Regions from separate parts of the Homo sapiens genome. Here region 2 is linked to region 1. Evidence: chromatin loops called from intact Hi-C (ENCODE). Cell type or tissue: left ventricle myocardium inferior. All regions are shown on one strand. Links, peaks and the distances in the headings refer to the core of each region. The heading gives the core; the rest is flanking DNA.

What was found. Hi-C counts contacts between places; a loop is a spot of excess contacts. Peaks named below come from ENCODE experiments on the same cell type or tissue, not always from the same donor. Only the 100,000 strongest peaks of a DNase experiment are listed, where the experiment ranks them.
Region 2: it touches region 1 in a loop (1.9-fold over the local background); 4 of 110 quality-filtered maps call a loop at or near these places.

What each region holds. Positions count from the first base shown.
Region 1 is chr18:10,346,197-10,357,647 of GRCh38, reverse strand. All of the region lies in intron 2 of LOC105371986 (a long non-coding RNA gene), which reads left to right. Among named protein-coding and RNA genes, the nearest start is that of LINC01254, 62 kb to the left of the region's middle. In left ventricle myocardium inferior, for the core only: no CTCF peak of the experiment used is centred there; a DNase peak (open chromatin) is centred at 5,586; H3K27ac peaks cover 4,625 bases.
Region 2 is chr18:10,395,622-10,407,072 of GRCh38, reverse strand. LOC105371989 (a long non-coding RNA gene) reads right to left here. Exons shown (of 3, transcript XR_001753348.1): 3 at 5,928-7,003. It overlaps LINC01254 (long intergenic non-protein coding RNA 1254), which reads left to right. Exons shown (of 3, transcript NR_110775.1): 2 at 858-935; 3 at 1,702-1,940. It overlaps LOC105371988 (a long non-coding RNA gene), which reads right to left and starts at 865. Exons shown (of 3, transcript XR_935142.4): 1 at 129-865. RefSeq lists enhancers at 1-695, 696-1,482, 2,264-2,917. In left ventricle myocardium inferior, for the core only: no CTCF peak of the experiment used is centred there; DNase peaks (open chromatin) are centred at 2,754, 3,128 and 6,379; H3K27ac peaks cover 1,614 bases; H3K27me3 peaks cover 710 bases.

The DNA.
Region 1 (11,451 bases), core at 1,174-9,173:
GGTTGCAGGCTGTACAGGAAGCATACCGATTCTGATACTGGGGAGGCCTCAGGAAGCTTCTAATCATGGCAGATGGTGAAGGGGAAGGAAGCAGGCACGTCTTACATGACCAGAGCAGGAGCAAGAGAGGTGGTGGAGTGCCACACACTTTTAACCAACCAGATCTTGTGAGAACTCACTCACTACTGTGACATAGTACCAAGGGGAAAATCCACCCTCCTAATTCAATCACCTCCCACCAGGCCCCACCTCCAACACTGGGGATTACAATTTGACATGAGATTTGGGTGGGGAAGCAGGTCCAAACCACACCAAGGTTATTGGCTGGCTTCCTGGAATGGTGGCTAGGGATCATAGCCTGGCTTCCTGGGCTTGTTGCTATAGATGGTGGGTTGGCTTCCTGGGCCAGTTACTGTAGATCATAGTTTGGCTTCCTGAACTGGTTACTGTAGATGGTAGTGTGATTTCCTGGGCTGGTTACTGTAGATGGTGGGTTGGCTTCCTGCACTGGTTACTGTAGATGGTAGTGTGACTTCCTGGGCTGGTTACTGTAGATGGTGGGTTGGCTTCCTGCACTGGTTACTGTAGATGGTAGTGTGACTTCCTGGGCTGGTTACTGTTGACAGTAGGTGGCTTTCTGCATTGGTTGCTGCAGAGGGTGGATTGGCTTCCTGAACTGGTTACTTTAGACACTGGGTGGCTTTCTTCATTGGTTATTGCAGATTGTGAGTTGGCTTCCTAAACTGGTTACTGTAGACAGTGGGTTGGCTTTTTGCATTGGTTACTGCAGCGGGTGGACTGGCTTCCTGAACTGGTTACTGTAAACAGTGGGTGGCTTTCTGCATTGGTTACTATAGACAGTGGGTTGGCTTCCTGGGCTCCTCACTGCAGGTGGTAGTCTGAATTCCTGGGCTGGCTTTGCCAGTTGTGTGTCAGAGTTCTATGTTTCCATGCAGTCTGGCCATAGTCGGTTTGTATATGCCATTTCTCATATCTCAGGGATTACCCTTTCCTGCCTCTTGTGCAATGCCTGAAAACTGTTGTTTCAAATGCTTTTCTCAGTATTTTGATTGTTTTAGGTGGGAGCATAAATTCAAGCCCTGCCCCTCTATCTGGGCCCCTCTATCAATGGGATGCCTTGACGTCCCAGAGTGAGTTTCAGCTTAATTGTTTTTCTGTAATCTACCTGGGCTTTACTTCCTTGGTCCTCTCCCATTTAGTTTCCTCTTTACTTAGCCTTTTCGTAACCCTTTTGCTCTTTTTTTTAACTGGTCCTATGCAGCCACTACTCCTTTTTTCGTTGCAGTCTCCGGCTGGGACCTCATCATAAACAGAAAGACCTCCCACAAACACTTCAGCACCTGTTCAGCCACCTGGGTACTTCTTACCTCTCCATGGCCTTTGGCCTCAATTTTGAGGTTCTAATACTTTCCTAAACCATGGCAGGATCCCAGATGCTTTGCTTGGACTCACCTGGTTATTCTGGCCAGGCTGGCCTCAGCACCAGATACATTGCTGTCCAGTCGCTTCTCTTGAAGAGCAGAAATCTGCCCAGCACCAGACACTCACTCCCTGTTGTGTATTCCTGCAGCCCTAGAATGCCTTACTTTCAGATGCACTCCTCTTAAAACGGTTCAATTGACTACAATCTCTTAAGCACCTTATAATTTCATCTAGGAAATTCTCACCTTTATGTATTTTTTTACGTTCATGCCTATTATGAATGGTAATTTTAGCTGCACATAAATCTCTTTATCTTATTCATATTTTCCTTTCTGTGTGTTTATCATCCCCTACCCTGGATGGTGGGTTTTTTAGGGGAATGAATTTTTGAGACTGGAAAAATGGCCGCTTCTATTGTATACACTAGATTTAAGAAGTATCTTTACCTTTTTAGATAAGATTATATATAATCTTCACTCACATAGAGACAAGTATATTTAAGTAAGTGTACGGGTTTTTAATTTTCCCAAATAGAACACACTTGTGTAGCCAACATCCAGATTTAGAATCGGAACACTGAAATTGCATTTTATTCCTACTTTCCTGGGCTATCTTTGCTATGAGGCTGACTGTAAGCTTTCTGAGGGCAGGAACTGCATATTGGTTGCTCACTTTTGTGTCTCAAGGGTTATAGCATAGTGTCTGGCCCATATTGAGGGCCTAATTTGTTGAATAAATTTTTTGATGGTATTAGGGAGATGGAGCCATGCTCTTACTGGAAATAAATTGAACGCCATCTGTAAAAAAATGCAATTCCTTTCTCCTTGGCTGTTACTGACACATTTATCCTAAGTGTGTAATACACAACAAAGCTCAGTAAAATTGCCATCATTGAAAATATATTTAAATGACAATTACAAAAACAAAGCAAACTTTTTCTCTATTGTACCTATGAAGAAAACAGACACAGCCTCTCCCATTTTGACAAATGTTGGCAATTGAAACTGCTTAGAGTTAGGGTGCTGTGGACAGCTGTATGTGTTCATGAGAGCAAATGTGTTTGGGGTAGAAAATGCATTGAAGTTGGAAAAATCCATTATGGTCTGGCAATCCGAGTGACAATAAGAATCTGCTCCTTTTGGATAAGAAGTTGGGTTTGCTACTCAAGGAAGGAGCAGGGAGCAGTTTGAGCCAAGTTCCACAAGTTGAGTCCAAATCTTATCCATGATGAATAGCACTCATCCTCACCAAGCCCAGCACCTATCATCTTGTATTTATCTTTGAGAGACAAAAAAAAGTAGAGAAATTTGTGGCCTAGATTTGCTCATCTGCAAACTTTGAAAAATGTGTTGGGTGACTACATTATTCCAAAGTCATGGGCACTCACTAAAATAGTCATGGCTGGAAGTAAGTGAATGTCCTGCTTACTCCAGGGAAGAGGGATTGGAAATGGCCCTGTAGGGGGGTACTGAGCACTCTCACAGAAGAACAGGCACAGGGAAGTCACCCAGCATTCTCATCACCATTGGGTCATGGGGACACTGCTACAATTTCCTCTTTTATGAAGGCTATCTTTGTTCATACTCTCAGAAGGAAGAACAAAGGGAGAACCTTGTTTGTCTTGTGAAGGAAATGCAGAAAGCCTGGTATAGGTGAGAAAAAGTGACTTCCCTTTACAAACTAAAGAAATACAGGGGTCGCCCCACTAGCTGTGGGGTATGGGTGGAGGTGGGGCTGAGTGTCTGAGAGAAAATGCTCTATGGTGTGGGCTGGAGTTTGCTATGAGTGAATTGTTCCAGAGCCTTCCAGCTTCCTGCTAGGGCATTGAAATCCTTTGGCTCACTCTGGGATTTGGATGTGAGACAATTTGCTCTAAAGGGATTTTGGCACAGATAAGTCATTATTATTAATAAACACATGGTGAATGCCAACCATGTGCCTAATGCTGAAATAAAGCTTTCTTTTTCTTTTTCTTTTCAACGTTAAGTCACCAAGTAAAGGAGAAGGCTACTCAGCCCCTTGTTATCCCAGAAGAGGCAATTTTATAGTCTCCCTGTCCCCGTGTCCTTGTCTTTGAATCCTCAAGTGCATTTTTGAAGGATCTTTTCTCTTCCTTTAAGAGAACATTCCAGGACATCATAAATGGTGACTCTAAACTCTTCACCCCTTTCATTATCAAAAGAGTAGATTTCAGAGAGGAATGTAAGTGTCTTCTGACATAGCCTGCAGTCCAACCTGCTCTTACAGGGTGACTCATTTCATAGCAGCTGGATTTTAATGCCATGTGGTATCAAGCAGGGCTGCTTCTAAATGACTGAGCTTGAATTACATGGATGAATCTTTAAAAATATATGGTAGAAAGAGCTGTGTTTATTTTTAGTGGGTTTCTTCTCCTGATTTTCTCCCCGCAATGTCTATCTGCATATTTCTCTGTCTGTACATTTGATCTCATAGGGAAGCAAGGAAAAGTGGGGTTTCTCTAAGGGAGACATACAAAAGATGTTCGGAAAAGCTCCTTTCCTTTATTGCTCAGCAGTGACTTGTGTTTAGGAGAATTGGCACCAAAACAGCATAGTTTACCTCTTTCTATTTTTAAGCAATAGATGGTTCTTTTAAATGACAGTGATCCACATTAGAGAAGATTGGGTCAGGGTTGGATAAAGAATCAGAAGACATTAAACAAAGAGGAGAAGACAACAGCTTCCAGCATTTTCACAATGACTTTCATTTCAGAATTTCTAAGCACCTTATAAACAGATGTTGAAAGGAGACTTAACCGATAATTTGCAAAATAGAGAAACTAGAGAAAAGCGGAAAATAATGAAAAGAAAAGCTTACATGCTTTTTGGTAGAGTTTGGGGGCTCTGGCCTTAAGATAGTCCCTTTCTCTTACTGCCTCTGGCACCCCAGGTCCTTCTCTGATCAAAGGCTGCCTAAATTGCCCCTTCTTGGTATAATTTGAGAAGGCATACTTAGAGTCCCTCCGGATTCTTTCCATCATAGCCCACCAAGGTGTTTAAAAGCTTACCACTGAAGAGTCGTTTATTTATCCATTCTTTTGTTCAACAAATTCTTATTCTGTGCCTACTAAGTGCAAGAGTAGCATGACGGCCTTGGCGTGAGTCGGAATACTTCCCATCTCCCAAGACCATGGCCAACATCTCTAGTAGACGTTTCTTGAAGGATGGAGGGCAGCCATCCCAAGACACTCTCCTTTTGTTTATGGTACTCGCCTACTTAGAATCCCTCAATGGCTGCCCTCCTACTTAAGATAAAGACTTGAGTACTGAGTGGGGCCCTGAAGCCTGGATGCTCTGGCCCTGCTCCCTCTGCTGTCTCCCTGGAGGCCAGCCTCATCCTTGCTTCATCTTCCAGCTGCATTCTCTACTGGGGCCTCCACAGAAGGCAGGCCTGTATTCTTCCTGGCTTTAGGACCTTCAACCTTGTTGTCCTTATGCCCAGAATAGTCCATGATTCCCCCCAACCCCTGCCATGCACACACATCTTTTTACCTAGTTAACTCCTATTTACCTGGTTCAAGTGTTACCTCCCCAGGAAGCTTCCTTCAATTGTCCCTGCACCTGGTCAAGGTCGGGCCTCCTCCTCCTCACCTCCCGAGGGCCTGGTCCTGTTCCTGCCAGCACTAATTGTGGAGTATAATGAGATTTATCTCCTATCATCTGTCTCCCCCGACAGAACACCATAGCATGTTGCCTGGCTACATCATCCTGGAGCAGAGCTTGATCCCTGGCACTCAGCAGGCATTCAGTTAAAATTCACTGAATCAATAATTATGAGCATACACATGGAATAAGTATATCTCATTGCTTTCCAGGCTGAGCCTCAGGGGTTAAGGACAAAGTGCAGCTGAAAGAGCATACAATTCGAAGTCAGACAGGGACAGGGACAACAACAGCCCTCACCCACTGCCCATAGGACCCTGGGCGAGGTGCCTGGTGACAGGGAGTGCTGTGTGCCAGAAACCAGGCTGAGTATTTCCTATATACTCCCATTTAATCCTCACAACAGCACCCTAGTTTGATATTATTATTTCTATTTTAAAGATCACCAAGTTGAGAGATTTAGAGGTCATGCAGCTAACTAAATAAGTGGCAGAGATAGGAGTGAAACTCATGTCTGGCTGGTGCCAACACTGACGCCCTTGAACACCACCTAGCTTGTTACCATGTGTGAGCTTGCACTTTTCAAGAATTCGGTGAGCAGCCACCTCGAGAGCTTGTGTCTTACAATCTTCTCTTCTTTAAGTCTCTCCACCCATTTTGTCACTATCAGATAAATTCCTAAATTCAGCCGGCTACTAGGGATAAATACTCCCTAGGGTTAGGTAGGGTGGAATTATAAATTTGTTGAATTCACAATTTTTCCATTAGTTTCAGTTAGCTTTTTCTACACACCAAACTACCCCTAAAACGTATTGGCTTCAAACAACAGCAGTTTACTGTTTCTCACAGTTCTGTGACTTGGCTGGGTGACTTCTCGGCCTTGTGTCACCAGGCTCACTCATGGGCTCCATGCAGCTGGAGGGTGAGATGGGCTGGAGGGTCCCAGGAGACCCCTCTCACATGCCTGACAGCTGTGCTGCCTCTCCGCTCTCCTCCCTGCAGTTGCCCATCCTCCAGGAGGCTCGGCTGTCAGGGCACGACAACAGGGTTTCTTGAGGCCTAGCACTGGAAATCTCATAGCATCACTTCCAGTACATTCTGTTATTTAGAGCTAGTTACGAGGCAGCCCAGATTCAAAGGGTGGGAGAATAGACACCCCCTGTTGAAGGGAGGAGTGCCAAAGTCTCATTGCAAAGGAATGAGAAATTGTTGTGAACATCTTTGAGTGTAAAATACCATGGCATATGATGGAGTAGGATGAGGTCACTAAAAATAGTCACAAAGCATTTGCCATCAATATAGGAAAAGCACTGTGAAAAATGGAGGAACAATGACATGTATTATTGTCATAGCAAAGTTTACAGGCAGAGAAACCATGCGTAGACTGAAGTACAAAACGAAGGAATGAAAACGCACAAATGAAAGAGAAAGAGAATGGAATTCCACCTCAAGGTGTTTCCAGTACTTGTAGCAGCAGGTAGTGGCGGAGACAGAGTCCATGCTGACCCCTCCTCTCCGAGGACTGCCCGGTGTGGGGGCACACACCTTCATCCTCTTCCCAGGAGAGCTCGTCCTGAGTTCGGAGGACTGGGCCTGCTAGCCTCACCTCTCCTTCATTTCCTACTGTGGGATCCTCTCTCTCCCCAGCGTTCTCCATCCTCCCTAAGACAGTAGCCAGCTTCAAAAACTGGTTGGTTGCTGTTCTGGCAGTATTTGCTCCCCTTTCCGATAAAAACATACCAGATCCACACGTCAGCTACCCAGGGAGACTGTCCATACCGCGCAGCTTGAGCTGAGGTGCCAGGGACCCCTGGAATGGGAAGGAATGCAGCCCGCACTGGAAAAGCCCTATGTCCAGACACCCACAAAGCCTCCCCCAGGCCTCTCTGGGACTGTCAACTCCTGGTGGCTCGGCTCAGGGGAGCTGCAGAGAATCTGCCCTCAGACTGCTGAGAAGACACAGCCTGGAAAAGGCGGCAGAGGCTCCTTTGTCATTCACACTAAATATCCCTTGGATTGAAATCCAGATCTCAGTTTAGATAAAAGGGCTACTCTTGCCTGTAAGTTTCTCTGGGCAATTGTTCATTTATGAAATGAAGACCTTCTTTAAGGCCTCTGTAAAAGTTTTATCCTTTCTTCATAGCGTCTTCAAACTTTATTGCTGAGGAGGCCTGGCACCATTGCAGCGCTCCCAAAGCAATCCACTAAGGTGCCCGGGGTGGCCACAGGGCAGGGCGCCCCAGGAGGCTCTGGGCTGAACCCGAAACTTTCACATGTAAGACACTTAGACTACGTTTTACATTTCTATCAAATAATGACTTTGCAGGAAGGATATCTGATGTTCTCTGAATTCCTTTGCGCCTTCATATACCCCCGAGTTTAAAAGTGTCAGATTGAGAAACACAGAGAGCAGAATCTGTCCCTTCACAGGCGAGAGCTTACAGGTGGGGCCCTGAGACCCTAGGGGCTGGATGCCTCATCTTGAGTCACGCATGGAGTGACCTGGGACTCAGCTGAGGCAGCCCCCTGTGCTGACCCCAGTCTCCCCTCACAGACCCCAACCTTAGGGTCTCCGCTCAGGCTCTGAGTGGGGTTTGGTGGGAGAGAAAGGAGACTTGTAGTAATATCTTCCAGATGTCAAAAAGATGACGTTACTTCTGAAGTTTAATTGCTGGTAATAATGAAGGGGCTGAGAAACACAGGGAGTGATTAAAGTTTTTGAGTAAAGCAGAGGTTCGGGCTTAGTCCGTTAATGACATTGGCAGGGGCAAGGGACAGGGGCTCCAAAGACACAACCACCTACTCTTTTTTAAAAGAATGTGGCTTTGGTGACAGTATTTCATAAACCCACAATACAGCCTGACAAAGGAATCAAAAGCATGCTTTAAAACACCCATCACTTTGGACTTAGGAATTTATGTTTTCTAACCCTGAACAAAGGAATAAAAATAGATCTATATACTTATATGTTTTAAATGGCCTTTTGGAAAAGAATGAAAGTGCGTATAATTGGGACCCTCCCAGAAGGTCTGCCTTATAAATATGCCTCGAGAGACAAAAATGATTTTTTTTGCCTTGTTGTATACATAAGTTTGTGGCTTTTAGAAGTTTTCATTTTGCTACAGGCTCATTTCCTTGGTCAAATCACTGAACTCCCATGGTTTAATTCCTTTGTTTGTAAAATGGTTGAGTTTTTAAAAACTGCTATAGACCTTAAAAAGTGTGAAATTCTAGGAATCTATGCCTGCCTAATTTATTTTCTTTCAAACAGGCCTTTCATATTTTATTTAACAAATTATTTTATTGGTAAGTAGAAGAAGAAAAGCTGAAGAGACATGCTTGTGTCCCACCAGGGCTGTGACTGTGACCCCCATAATCTCAGTGAAGGCAGCACTTCCATCAGCATCTAGACAGGGCTTGGCAAACGGAAGGCACTCAATCCTGAATGAATGAATGAATGAATGAATGAACCTGTCCATATCTGTTGTTGCTACGTGTGTTAAAATCCAGGAAAAGTCTCCCCCCAGCCCCCAAGGACGTACATCATTGTGTTAAAATACTTTGTAAGGTTTCCAGGTGGAGCAAAGTGATCACCCTTACACATTCACAATTTATATAATGAACGAACATAAACTGATTTTTATTTTATGTTTCAAAGTAATGGAAGAAAATTGCTAAGAAAATATGGAATTTATTTTATGACATCTTGGTATGTCGCTGGCTAAAATATGTTTAACAGCTTTAGCAGAATTGATATGTAATTCACACTATATAGTTCACCCATTTAAAGTGTGTAATTTAATGGTTTTTAGTAAATTCACAGAGTTGCTCAATCATCCCAATAATCTAGTTTTAGAACAATTTATCCTAAACATTTTCCTAAAAGGAAACTTTTGCCCCTTGGCAGTCACTCCTCAACCCCTCTCCCCTCCCCTTCCCACTCCTCACTCCCAGGCAAACATTAATCTACTTTCTCTGCAAATTTGCCTATTCTGGACACTGCATATAAAGCAGAACTGAAAACAAAGGACCTTATTTTAACATAATTCCCACTGTGGTCCATCCATCCAGTCTTTATGGATACAGATATGCATATCCATGTTCAGTTGGCCCTCTGCATTCATGAGCTCCACATTTATGGATTCAACCAAACATGAATCAAAAGTTTTTAGAAGAAAAATATTCCTCAAAGTTCCAAAAAGCAAAACTTCAACTTACCACGTGCCGAGTACCATGTTAAATCCATGAGAGTCAAGCGATGTGTGGGCATTGTATTAGATATTATAAGTAATCTAGAGATGATTTAAAGTATATGGGAGAAGGTTTGTAGGTTATATGCAAATACATTTTATATTAGGGATTTGAACATCCACAGATTTTGGTACCCAAGGTGGCTCCAGCAACCAATCACCCACGGATACGAAGGGATGACTATGTATATCTATATTGAAGGAAGCACACATAAATATTACAGTTCATGTCTTCAATCATTTATACTTCTCTTTATTTTTTCCAGCCTTTTGCACTGATAATATTAGTTCTCTATCAAAAGTTATTTTTTGAATTTTGAAAGTTTTTAGAACATTTCGGTAACATTGATGCTGTGAAATGATTACAAAGGATACTTAGGGTCCCCATTTTATGAAGTAGTGAAGTATTAGAGTTATGTGACAAATGTTTCTACTTTATGATGGACAGCTTTACTGAAGCTGAGCAGCTTTACCTTAGAGTACATATTTTCCCAATCCCTTTTGTAAACTTTATTTCAGCTCATATACAATATGGTTTGTAAAAGGCTTTTAAATTCTTTCTGGAATGAGGCTCAATATAAACACAAAGGCAAATAAAGGATGATATTGATCAATTTAGTACAGACGCATTAGCCAGAGATGAATGGGAGAGGAAAATCATCAGGAATTAAAACCAACCTAGAGCTAAATATATCACTTGCCTTTTCAGATTTGTAACAAGGAAAAAAGTTGAACAATTTGTATTCTACCTACTTTCTTTTCTTGTTTCCTTGAGGAATTCCTTCTAGGTAAGGAAATAGCTCAAATTTGAAAACCAGACCAACTATACCAGAATCATGTATCATGTACTGTGTTTATTAAAAATGTGAGACTTGCTGAATCAAAAGCTCTGGAGGCATTGTCCAGGATTTTCTATTTACACCCCAGGTGCTTCCAGAGTTCAGGGAAGTTCAGGAACCCAAGGATAAAGGCAGATACAGGCTCCGGCCCACAGTCCTCGTGGGCCCCTCCTGCCTGGGGATGCGTAAGTGGACCAGGTGACTGTGTCCGACAATCATGAGCGTCCAGAAGGCTCACCTTGTCCCTCAGCCCGAACCCCACACCCGAATCCTGCCCTCCTCCCCACCCCACCCACACCACCCCAAACTCCCAAGGATTTCTTCGGGCCTAGGGATGGATTTCATCAGCAACATGGATAATCAGTGTTGGTGGGTGAAAAACTAGTGGCTCCGCCACAGGGCTGCATGCCTGCTTCATGGCATTATTCCTAGGCACGGCCACGTGGAGGCTTGCCCTCTCACCGGGGTTGACTCCTCCAGGATGGCCTTCCCCTGCCACAGCCTGGGCCTCCCAGCGGTCAGTTGTGGGCCTTTCTGCACATGGCCGAGGTCTCACCAGGGGCACAGCATCAAGGGCTGAGATTGTTTCTGGCTTGGCCTTTGAGAGAAACGTTTCATTCTCAGGCATGAATGCAGAAAACAAGTAAACACAAGTCGTTTGCCAAAGCAAAAAATGCAAGCAAGGCTTTCCTTAAAAATCTATTTCTATTTCCATGTAAGCGTCCTTGTCATATTATGGTTAACAAGAAAAATATCTTGAACTGGGATTGATAATTTTGTAATTACCACCGTGCTTTTAGGTTTGTACACGAAGAAAAAAAATGCATTGTTTCTTTATCAAGAGAAAGAAATCTGCAGGCTGTCTTGGATTGGATTGCAAGTTTGTGAGTGAGTTGTGGGATGTGTGTGTGTGTGTGTGTGTGCCTGTGTGTGTGCGTGTGCGCGCAAGTTCATTTTGCGTGTTAGGTGTGTGATTCCCAAGGCTCTTCCTAGCTCCAAGATTTTCCACAACACACCAGCAACTTTCTTAGGCTATCAAGGGGTTTTCCTTCTTTTGTCCTAGAAAATGGATTTACTTCAAAGCAGATAAAATTTGCTTTTTTGAGTTCTGAAAAAGAAAGGGCTCTGGAATGATTCGTTTCTTATGCTGATATCCTTCCATCTTCAGACATCTGAGAGGTCTTTTTCCTCTTCAAACGGGATGTTTTGTTCTGGTGGTCCAAGCGCTTGAGTGTGTGTGAGTTGTGTATGCTTGTGTATAAGCTGTGTGTGGAAGAGTGAAGAGTGTGTGTCAAT
Region 2 (11,451 bases), core at 1,975-9,974, 49 kb before region 1:
CAATGCACTTTATCTTTAAATAGGCCATGCTATCCTGTTCCACAAAACAGAGTTTTGGACTTTAGGCTACAAGAAAGCTGAAATATGAGAGGTAATATTGGTATTATTTGTATTTTGTGAGCACTTACCATGTGCTTGTTAATCAGTTGACTTACAAGGTGTTTTCTAACCTTAGTTCTGTGCATAACAGTTGTTCCTCACACCCTTTGAAAAGGACACATCTCATCCCCTATGATGGAAGAGGCAGGAGGGAGGACGGAGCGCAGGTGGGAATGTTGAAATGGGAATATTCCAGAGCTGCTGGAGTTCAGAGGTGCTTGAGGAACTCCTCCTTTCCTCTGCATGTTTAAACTTGGAATCCAGTTGACTTCACAAACAATGGACCCCAGGCTCATGAACATCCTGGCTGAAAGTGCTGTGAGTCAAAAGAAAGCCCCCAGCTGGGGTGTTTCTGAGGAAAGCCCTTGATGTCAGGACTGTGTGGGGCGCCTCCCCCAACTTGGAGGAGGTCTCCTGCTGCTGGAGGAGGTGAAATTCTGATGATGGGGGCTTTGGGGCTGCTGCTGAGCTGGAGATTCAGCTGGCGCGCTCACGGGGGAGGGACGGAGCAGCAGGCGTGCCTCTCAAACCGGGCTCAGGCTGACGGGCACTTCTCGCTTGAATAAGGTCGAGGTAATTATGGGGGTCACTCTTGCTGTGACAGACATTTACACAGGTGCCAGACATTGGCCAGGACTTCTCGGCTCCTTTGTTGGGATCTCAGCCAGCATTTCCTGGCCACATCAACAGATGGTTCTCTGAAGCTGCCTGGGGAGGAAAGACCTCTTGATAATGAGCTCTCTCTCCCTCTCGTGTAGGGAACTTGCATTCCTCACAGTGAAGGATGGAAGCCCTTTGGCCTTGCCCTCCCGCCCAGCTGATGGGATGAGAGGCAGGTAAATGGGTGATATGGGAAGAGGGGGCTATACTCCCAGCACAGAAATAGTCTCGTTGCCCAATGTAGGACTACACATTCTAAGCGCCAATTTCTGAGGCTCAGGTTTCCAAAAACCAGCTTTGGATTCACAAAGAGAATAACTATCTTGTCAAAGGTTGCTTCCCATCCCCAGTTGGTGGCAGATTCGAAGGCAGGCCTTCTCTGTTCACAATGGGGTCTCAGCCCTTAGATCACATGATTTATAAGGCAGGAGGGAGTCCCCTGGATGATGGAACCCCCTCCCTTGTATAAATCATTTGATTTAAGGGCTGAAACCCCTTAAAAATCATTTGATCTAAGTCATACTGCTTTGGGAGTTCCATTCTCAGATAGGTTGTTCTGGTTGTTTATATTTTCCCTTTACAGATAGCAATACTCCAAAAGTCTGGCTTTTCCATGTAAACCTTCCAGTGCCATTGAAGATATACCACTGAGACTTGGCTTTACTTCTTACATACAATGGAGCCAAATTTCTTATCTTCCACTTATTTAAAAAGTATTGCAAATGCCATTGAATTTAAGGAAACACGCAGTGGCTGCAGCATTCAGCTCCGTGTCCTAACCCCAGGAGGGCTCACCTTTCCTTCTAGATCCTACTCTTCATCATTAATTACTTCCTCTTCATTTTGATTTCAAACATTCTTCACAGTCAGTTGATAATTGATAATGAATTTGAAGAGCATAATGAATCCACATAAAGGATGAGGTTATTTAATGTTTTCCAGATGCAGGCAGCTGTCAGGAGAGCAAAGGGAAGGGAGATACTGGGTCCGGAAACCCTGCTGCTGCTGCGACAAGTTCTCCGGGTCCAGGCTGTGATTTCCACAATCTGCATCCAAACCACAGAGTGAAGCCGAAATTGTGTGAATGATCGGGAGTGTTTGCAGAGTTCAACCACAGTGTTATCACGTTTTATCCAAATCTCCTAGTCCAAAAAAGAATACCACGCCCTGTTTTTATCTCAGTGCGGAGTGTTTCATTTTGATCAAAATTGCAGTTGCGTAATTGACAGATGAGAGTGAGTGCTTGCAGATGTGAAGACTGGGGTGAAATAACACAGCAACAACACCCGCAAGACTGGGTTAATATCAATACAAATTCAGTCCGCTTTTGTTTCCCAGTTCATTTTTCCTTAAGAGATGATAAATTGTCTTGAATTCCAAATTCATTTCTGAACCAGAGATGTAGAAAGACCGCAAATCCCATGTATAAAGTTTTAGTTCAATTGCAGATTCTAATTTTGCAATATTGTGGAGTTTAACTTTGTTTCCAGGCTTAAAAAGGGCCATTTGAAAATTGATCGTACCTACAAATATAAATCTATTTTAAGATACTTTTGAAGGATGCCAAGTTTTTAAACTGTTTTTTCTAGTTACCACATTTGTGAGCAACAGGAGAAGTTAGGAGATTCCGGGAACCCTGTACAATTTAACAACTAGAGTTAAAACTCGGCACCTTCAATTTTCCTAGTTTGCCACTAGAGTTGGCGATGAGACAAAGTAACAAAAGCCTGCAGCCTTCACAATAGGTGAATCCCCAGTACAATTTTCCTCTCCTCTGCTTGTTTTCGGCATCACCATCTCTCCGCCCTGGGTGTTTAATCCTCTTAGGGTCCTATTCTCTCGGGTTGCCCTGAATCTCTGAGAATAGAGGAAGGAATTGGCTCCGATTGAACCATTTGGCAGGAAGAGCAGACTGGGCTTGTGATCCGCTCAGGACTTCTGTGCTCAGCACAATGGCATGGAGAGAGAATGGTGGGCTTGCAGGCACCAAGCTGGTGGGAGAGAGCTGTAGGCTGGGCCCTCCCTGTCCCTGCAGGGACACATGCCCCGCCCCTGTGGCCCATGTGCCAGGCTGGGCCTAGGGCTGGCGAGTTCAGAGCCTTACCATCAAAGCTGCTTTGAACGTTAGAATAAGACGATATTCTTAAAAGCCTTATCAGAAACTTTCATGGGAGTCAGTGGGTTTTAGGCAATAAGGATCTCTCTGCGTATTCCTTTTATTTACTTTACTTCTGATAAGCCAAAGGCTCTTGAGTCCCTCCAGTTTTCAAAAGGCAGGCATTCGGAGCATTTCCAGGACATGCAGGCTTATTATCATGGTGGACAGCAGCTCCCGCCTTCAGACCGTCAGCGAAGGAAACCCCCTCAGTAAATCAGCCACAGACTCAGTGCCGGCGCGGCGCAGCTATTCACACCCTGTCACGTGTCACGTGTTTCAGCTGCTCTTTCTCTGCCCACCATGTAATCTCTGAAAAAAATAGAAGCCTTTTTGTGTGCCTGGGGTGGGGGTGGGGACCAGCCTTGCAAATCCCCCTGCATGGATGCAAAGCTGGACCACTGTTGCCAGGGAGTTGTTTCAGCCTCTGAGGAAATTAAGGAGCTCATGGAAGGAGCTTATTCCCCATTTATAGTGAGTTCAAGAGGGACAATGGATCTGTGTGGCCGAGGATTACCCAGCCAGCCACAAAAGCATCAGGGCCTTTTAATCTGAAAATCAAAATTGTGCATCTAGTGACCCCACCTCAGAGGGAGACAGAATGCCAGAGTGAAGGAATTTTTTTTCTACTCTCATGATGGCAAAACTTTCTCAAGATGCAAATATCACTGTAAAGCTTCAGCCAGGCCTTTTCACAATCTATGCTACAGAATAACCTTCCCTCGGGATCCACCAAGGAATGGTGAGGGCTGCCCTCAGTGGTGCCTCAGGCCCATGGTGCAGAGGTGACAGAGGGTTGAACTGGGCTTGGAGGCAGGAAGGATGCCCTGCAGAGGGCTCCAGGTGGGGCCAGAGAGTCCTTCTCTCCAGGAACACTGGTCCCTTTGAAGACGGTGACAGGGATTAATTTTTCCCACCAGTTCACTTCTGGCCAGTTTTGTTTCTTTCAACTCAAGGGGATTGTACTCTGAGGAAGCCAACGTATCAAAGTACAAGTAGAAACAATAATAATAAATTATAGTGTTTCTCAGACGTATTCTAACACCAAGTGTCCATTCTTGCTAACTACTTTTTTGGCTAGCAGCCAGCTGTCCCTAGGTTCCTTTGTATGGGCAAGAGTGCAGTTTCCTATGTCAGGGTGGCGTTAAATCTTACCAATGGTACTTGCACAACAGAGACATTCAGAAAGTCTTGAACTTATTTGGAGACACATTTGCTTTAATGCGTATGTCCTTTAGTGAGCAGGACACGAGGATGCCCCCTCTACGTGCTTTGCTAAATGTGCTTTGCTAACCTAGAAGTCTCCGAGGCCATCTCCCTGGGGTTGGAGAACTAGCACCAACAAAGCAGAAACACACTTGTGGGCTTGATCATGTGCGTTAAGTTTATTTTTACAGGATGTAAAGTGTCTGCTGCCTGCCTTAAGAATAAATGTTTGCTAAAAAAAAGATAATAAAAATTTAAAAACACAAGTTTACCTATATAACAAACCTGCACATGTACCTCTGAACTTAAAAGAAAAGTAAAAGAATAGGTGTCTGCCAAAAAGACCAAGGCTGTGATCTAAGGGCCACCACGGAGGACCCAGAGCAACATGGCAGATGAGTCTTTGTGTGCAAACTCTACTGTAACATCCTTGGGGGAAGAGATTCTTCTTATAAAACCATGGGTGGGCTCTGAGCCCCCCTGCCCTAGTTTCACTGCAAGAACAACCCCAGGAACTATTATATAATTTGTGCACTCAAGTCATCAGCCTATGCTTCTGCTGTCATCTGGAGGACCCACTGAAAGCTGACCATTACCAGGAAGAGCACAAAGATAGGACTACCACCCTCCATTTGAACAGTGCCTGCCTCTGGCACCCCACATGGCTCTGACTGCCACATTTTGCGGGACCGCAGAGAGCACCTAGGCTGCTGCTGCCTGGTAGGGAACAGCAGGGACAGCGGCATTATTCCAGCTGACTGTCATGTCCTTTTCTACAGGAACAAAGCCCGTGTATTGTCTTCATTGAATCTGACGGCATCCTGGGGGAAAGAGCAAGATAGATACAGCTGACTCCATTTTTCATAAAAGGATATAAAAATGGTTTCAGTGACTTCCAACATGACAGAAGCTCCCCACAGTGGTGGCAGAATTATTCCAACCTTCCTCCTTCAGTTCTGTGGGTCTTTTCATTACGTTTTGAATGGAATGGATTGAGGTGTACTTGTTTCTCAAATCACAGAACACTACCATTAAGTAATATCATTGTGTCCCAAGAAATAAGTCATTTTTGTCAAAATAAAAGGAAAAACAGATGGTAATAAACTTATCTTACTTATTCCAAGAGCTGTTTCAGCCTAGAAGAAGCCGGTACCACAAAGGCAAAGCTGAGGTCTCCTTCCTTCCCCTCCCCTTCCCCTTTCTCCTCCCCGCTCCTCTCCTCTGACTCACCCCCCGCACCCCCGTGCAGATAATTAATCATGACAACTTCCCAATGAGCCAGGGGAAGGCTCAGAATTCTCAGCGCAGCAACTTAAGCAGCTAGTCCCAATGCTTGGAGTTAGCCCAGGAAATGACAAGTCCACTTTAATAGTCTAAACATTTTGACCAGGTAACACATTAACAAGGTTACAAATCAGAAAATGTAAAAAATTATGATCAAGATCTTCCTCCTACCACATTCTCCATCTACTCAGATTCCTTCATCTCCAAATTAGAACACAATTAACAAGTCACCATAATTATTGGTTTCTTGTATATCCTCTCAGAGATTTTCTTTGTGCTTGTAAAAGCAAATACAGATATCTATTTCCCCCACTTGAATATTGCCTGCACTGTCCATAGCTAGCATCACAATAAATCTTAGAGATTTCCTCATCGGTCCATACGGAAGCCTTGTTCTTTTTGTAGTTGCATTGTGTGACTGCACTATGATATATTCAATCAATCCCTACAAATGGATATGGGTCGTTTACATTCTTTTGCAGTTACAATGAGGTCTCATTAGATCATTTTGAACATATATTATTTCCCATGTGTACTGCTATATGTAGGATATATTCTTAGAAGTGGAATTTCTGGGTCAAAGGATAGGGTGTATTTATAATTTACTAGGTATTTCGAGATAGTCATCCTCAGTGGTTTTACACATTTACAAACCTTCCAATTCTACACGAAAATGCCCTTTTTCTGACAGCCTGACCATAGTTGTTTCATCCAACTTCTCTTCTTTCCGCCAAACTGCTGGATTAGAAACTGTATCTTGCTGGAATTTTTACTTAGCATTTTTCTTATTATGAGTGAGACTGTGCACTTCCTCTTATGTTGAAGATGCACTTTTATTTCCTTGTTTCTGTCATCTCCACTTTTGAACTCATAAGTAGATGACAGATAATGTGCTGCTAAGGAGAAGTGGGCTGTTCTGAGGCCACACCCTAGCCCTGTCCGAGTTTGATGTGAGAAGGACGTGCATCACTGTGCCAGCACCAGCACTTAGTACACAGCTGTGGACCCTGAGGGAGCATGAGTTTCAGCCACAGAAGACAGAAACGACCTTCTCGGCCGAAGGAGCAGCTCAGCACAGATGCAGAGCTCTGCATGGCTTATTTGGAAATGGAACATGTCTGTATGACAGGACCCCAGGTCCTGTGACTGGAACATGGCACTAGGCAGTTAGGATGGAGTCAGCTAATAGAGGGTCTTGAGTGCTGCGGTACAGAGTTTGGGCTTTGCTCTGCAGGTTGTGGATGACGATGCGAGTTACCGAGTAGAAAATTAATACCTCAATTGCCCCAACTGCTAGTGCTGTGTGCACTGCTGTGTGCCCTGGACATAACATTTAAATTCATATTCACAAGCAGTACATATTAAAGAGTCAGTCACTAAAAATAACATTAGTTGCTAGGGATCCTGGAGAGACAGACACTAATAGTTGATGGTATTGTGGTCCAAAGTCTGGTGTCTGAGTCGTCCCGCCAGGCGCCAGCTTCGGTCCTAGGTCACAGATCCTGCTTCACTCCCCAACATAAGCTGAAAGATGCTGCTTGCTAGAATTGAGACTGGAGAGAAGGGAGATAGGATCTGCCGTCATCCCCAAGCCGGGTCCTGTTAGAGGGCAGAGAGGGTGACTCTAGGGCCCACTTCTTCCCAAAATGGATTCACAAGATTAGTAGAAAAAGGAAAGAAGAGAAAATGAGAGAGAAATTAGGCAAACTGAAGCCTAGAAAAATGACGGGTTTTCAAATCTCAAGATTTTCATTTCCTGGTCATTCTTCCTTGAGGTAGTAAGGTCCAAAATTCATCAATATTTCCTATTTTCATAGATATTTACAGCATGTCACCAAGAAAAGAAATGGGTGTCTCTTAATAGACAGTCATGCCTCACGTAACCATGGGGATACGTTTTGAGAAATGCATTATTAGGTGATTTTTGTCATTGTGCAAACATCACAGCATGTACTTACATAAACCTAGATGGTAGAGCCGACACACCCAGGCTATATTATACGGCCTATTGCTCCTAGGCTACAAACCTGTGCAGCATGTGACTGTATTGGATACTATAAGCAGTTCTAACACAATGGTAAGTATTTGTGTATCTAAACGTAGAACAGGTACAGTAAAAATATGGCAATATAATCTTATGGGACCACTGTCATATATGTGGTCAGTTATTGACCAAAAACATCATTATACAGGGTATGATTGTATTTTAAACCTACATATAACTTGCTTTTGAATTAAATAATTTTAAAAATATTTCTATGTTACATGATTCTTGAATAGCCCAAGTCGATAAAAGTATTCTGATTTCATTCTATGAACAGGAAGCGGGGGAGGATAGGCAGTCCTTTAATATTTTTGAACCCACGTATTTGTCTGTTGTGCCTCTGACAAAAGGGGGGAAAATCCTATGGTCTCTGTTTCAGGGGATTTCATGTAGAAGTATTTTATAAGCTTGACCTTTTTCATGTAAAATACCAGCTTTGTGACATTTAAATCTACTAGTGAAAATGAACAGGTTTCATTTACTAAGGGTCTAAGATCATAGAAGTCAATTTTATTGTTGAAGTTTATAAAAAGAAATCATAAGAAGAAATGTGCCAGCAGAGACACACAAGACCATTTGAACAACCACCCACATTTGAACAACCTGATGTGTGTGGACAGGTGTGTGTGTGTGTGTGTGTGTGTGTCCGTGTCAAGACCCACATTGCAGAGAGCTGCTGCTCAGTGACTTCTCTGTCCCAGGGTTTTCCTTTACTTAGCATTCTTTATTACCCTTTCTCGCCCTAAGGAGACAGATGGGCTCCACACTTGTGCTTTGCCAGAGATCATTACATCAATTCTCAGCAATTCTCAGAGCTCCAAGTCCTGTGCCTTTCACAGCTGATGGTGAGGACTCCCTGGGTGGATGAGTTTGTGAGAAGTTGGCCTTCAATATTAAAATAATGAATAGGCTTTAATGTGATTCTTAAGAGCCATTCAACCAGGAAATGTTGGCTTAGATGCAAGAAGCAGTTTTCAGTGAGTTCTCATTTACATATGACTTTCCAACTGCATTTTCTTAGGAACACGGAAATCCAGCGGCTTGCCCAATCATTTAATTTAAACAATTGAATGAAAAACTTTTTCCCCTTGTTAATGTTAGGTACTCTGTACCAGGCAAACAAATACCACTCTTCCTGTGCCTTATAAATTTCTTCAAGGCCATAACCTCAAGTTATCAGAAGAAAAGGAAATCAATGAAATCAGGGACAGGACTGGGCCATCGTAGTGTATTCCTTAAAGCTTAGCAATCATAGTCAATATCGTAACCTAAACATGTGTTACTTATAGAATGCAGACTGAAAACATGTCACTCCATCCTCATGTAACCCCAAAACTATTGATAATGCTCTTTTTTCAGATGCCAATACAATCTTGCTGAGTTTCTCAGAATTCCATAGTAGCCACTAGTTCCTGTTGTAGGAAACACACCACCCCTATTGTAGTGTGTGTTACACATAGTACCAAAGTTTAAGCCAGACAGGAACACTGTCCCTGCATTTTTCTTGCATACGTTTAATTCCCATTCAAGCACAGTACACTTTTGTACATGTACACTGTTTTATTAATGTCCAGAGCAATAAAAGTGCAAAGTTATGCCCATTTTCAGATGAGAATCTACTAAGGTCATCGTTCCCATGGAGCCTTGCACCTGCTTTCCCCTGGCAGTGAATGCATCGGTGCTGTCTGCTTTCATTCCAAAGATCTTTCTCCTTTATTTGATTTTTTAAAGCAAAAGCATATGCAAACACCCAGATACAATAAAATACAGAAAAAGTTAACATGTAGTCATTTTTTTGTTCTGAGTTTTATTAAAATGGAATATGTAGAAGACAAAGCTGCATCCATCTTTGACACCCAAGTGCAAACTTGCTCACCTCCTTACAGAACCAGTGTCATGAATTTGGTGAGTGTCCTTCTAGTTAATTTTTTTACGTTGTATGTTATGTATCCATAAACTATACGTAGGACCACTCTCTGTGTTTTTAGATTATATAAAAATAGTGTCATCCAGGAAAAACCACTTCATTTCTTAAAACTCAATATTATATTTTCAAAATTGATTTATTTTCATTCATATAATCAGCACATAGCTGAATTTTAAAATTTAACCTCTATTTTTTTTAACGTGAGCTAAATTATTTTATAGTTAATTTGACTACTGGATATATTTGTACTTATTTCTGCAATTGTATATCTGTTTTTCATTTATCAGGCTTTTATTTGAAACAACTTCTTACTTTTATTTATTACATTTGTATGAAGTTAAAGTTCTTGAAAGGTGTCTTCCTGAGCTTGTTTTCATTTCATCCTCGAAGCGACCATTCTAGTCCCATTTTTGTCATTATCCTGAGAACCTAACTCATGTGTGATCCTGGGCAAGTTTCCCCTTCCCCGCCTCTCTTTCCTCATCCAGTTGGCCTCGCTCTATGGCCAGGGGTTTTAATTCCACATGCCAGTCATCTTTAATAATAACACTAACCACAGCAGTAATGACACATCCATTTACTGAAAGACTGCTATATTTTAGACAGCATTCCTGAAAAATAAGAGGCTGTGGATAAACACTAATTTCTAAACCAACTGCAAAATATACCCAAAAGTCAGATTTTTTTTTTTTTTTTTTTTTTTTTGAGAAGGAGTTTCGCTCTGTCGCCCAGGCTGCAGTGCAGTGGTTCAATCGCCGCTCACTGCAAGCTCCGCCTCCAGGGTTCATTCCATTCTCCTGCCTCAGCCTCCCGAGTAGCTGGGACTGCAGGTGCCCACCACCACGCCCAACTAATTTTTGTATTTTTAGTAGAGATGGGCTTTCACCTTGTTAGCCAGGATGGTCTCAATCTCCTGACCAGGTGATCCGCCTGCCTCACCCTCCCAAAGTGCTGGGATTACAGGCGTGAGCCACTGCACCTGGCCAAAAGTCAGATATTCTTTATTGCCCTGTTAGCTGGACTAATACTTTGTTATGACCAGCATCTTGATTGAGATTTCTCATTCTTTTTTTCCAAGTTTAGATGGGAAGTGAAAAAAAAATATCCAACCATACTGAGAATCTCTGGTCTATGAGGTTGGGAATATCCTTGAAACTGTCATCCCTCAGACAGGATAGAGGTGTTACAATAAAGATGTCTTGCTCTTGATTCATGCTCATTCTGTTACTGTGGTGAGTTCTTGAATTGATCACTTTCAGATTCTTATCAATGGCAAGGTTCAGCTGTGGATATGATACTCTGAGCTGATAACTCATTAAATGTCCAAACAAACCCCCAAATGAACATCAAATCATAGTCATTCTTTCCATCTTTGTTTGCTTAGGATCCAAAACATTCTGGTAAAACCAACCTACCGCTTGTTAAGCTTTGATAAAAACAAAGAGAAAAAATTTTTCTAAATTCAAGCAAAGAAATGTTTGAGCAGGTTCATTTGATATAATAATATTTCTTGAACGTGTGGAACTTGAAAGAATTAGAAATGCACGAGCTTGAAATAGTAACTAGTTCTCAGTTTTTGAAGATTTTCCCAGAACTACCGGTGAATTGTTCTCTTCTAACATAAACATTTAGTGCCATAAATTTCCTCCTCAGCATTGCTCCAGCTGTGTCCCACAAATTTTCTTATGTTGTATTTTCATTTTCTTTCAGCTCAACATATTATTTGAATTTTTTTCCTTGATACTTCCTCTTTAACCCATAGATTATTTAGAAATGTGTTATTTAGTCTCTAAGTGCTTGAAGGTATGTCTGTTATTTTTTCTGTCATTTATTTCTAGTTTGATTCCATTGTGGTCAGAGAAGACAGTCTGTATTATTTCAGTTCTATTGTATTTGTTAAGATTTATTTTATGGCCCAGTATATGATCTATCTTGCTGTCTTGGTTCATTTTGTGTTGCTATAACAAAATATGGCAGACTGGGTAATATATAATAAACAGAAATGTATTGGCTAACAGTTCTGGATGCTGGAAAGTTCAAGATTGAGGGGCTGGCATGTGGTAAGAGCCTTCTTGC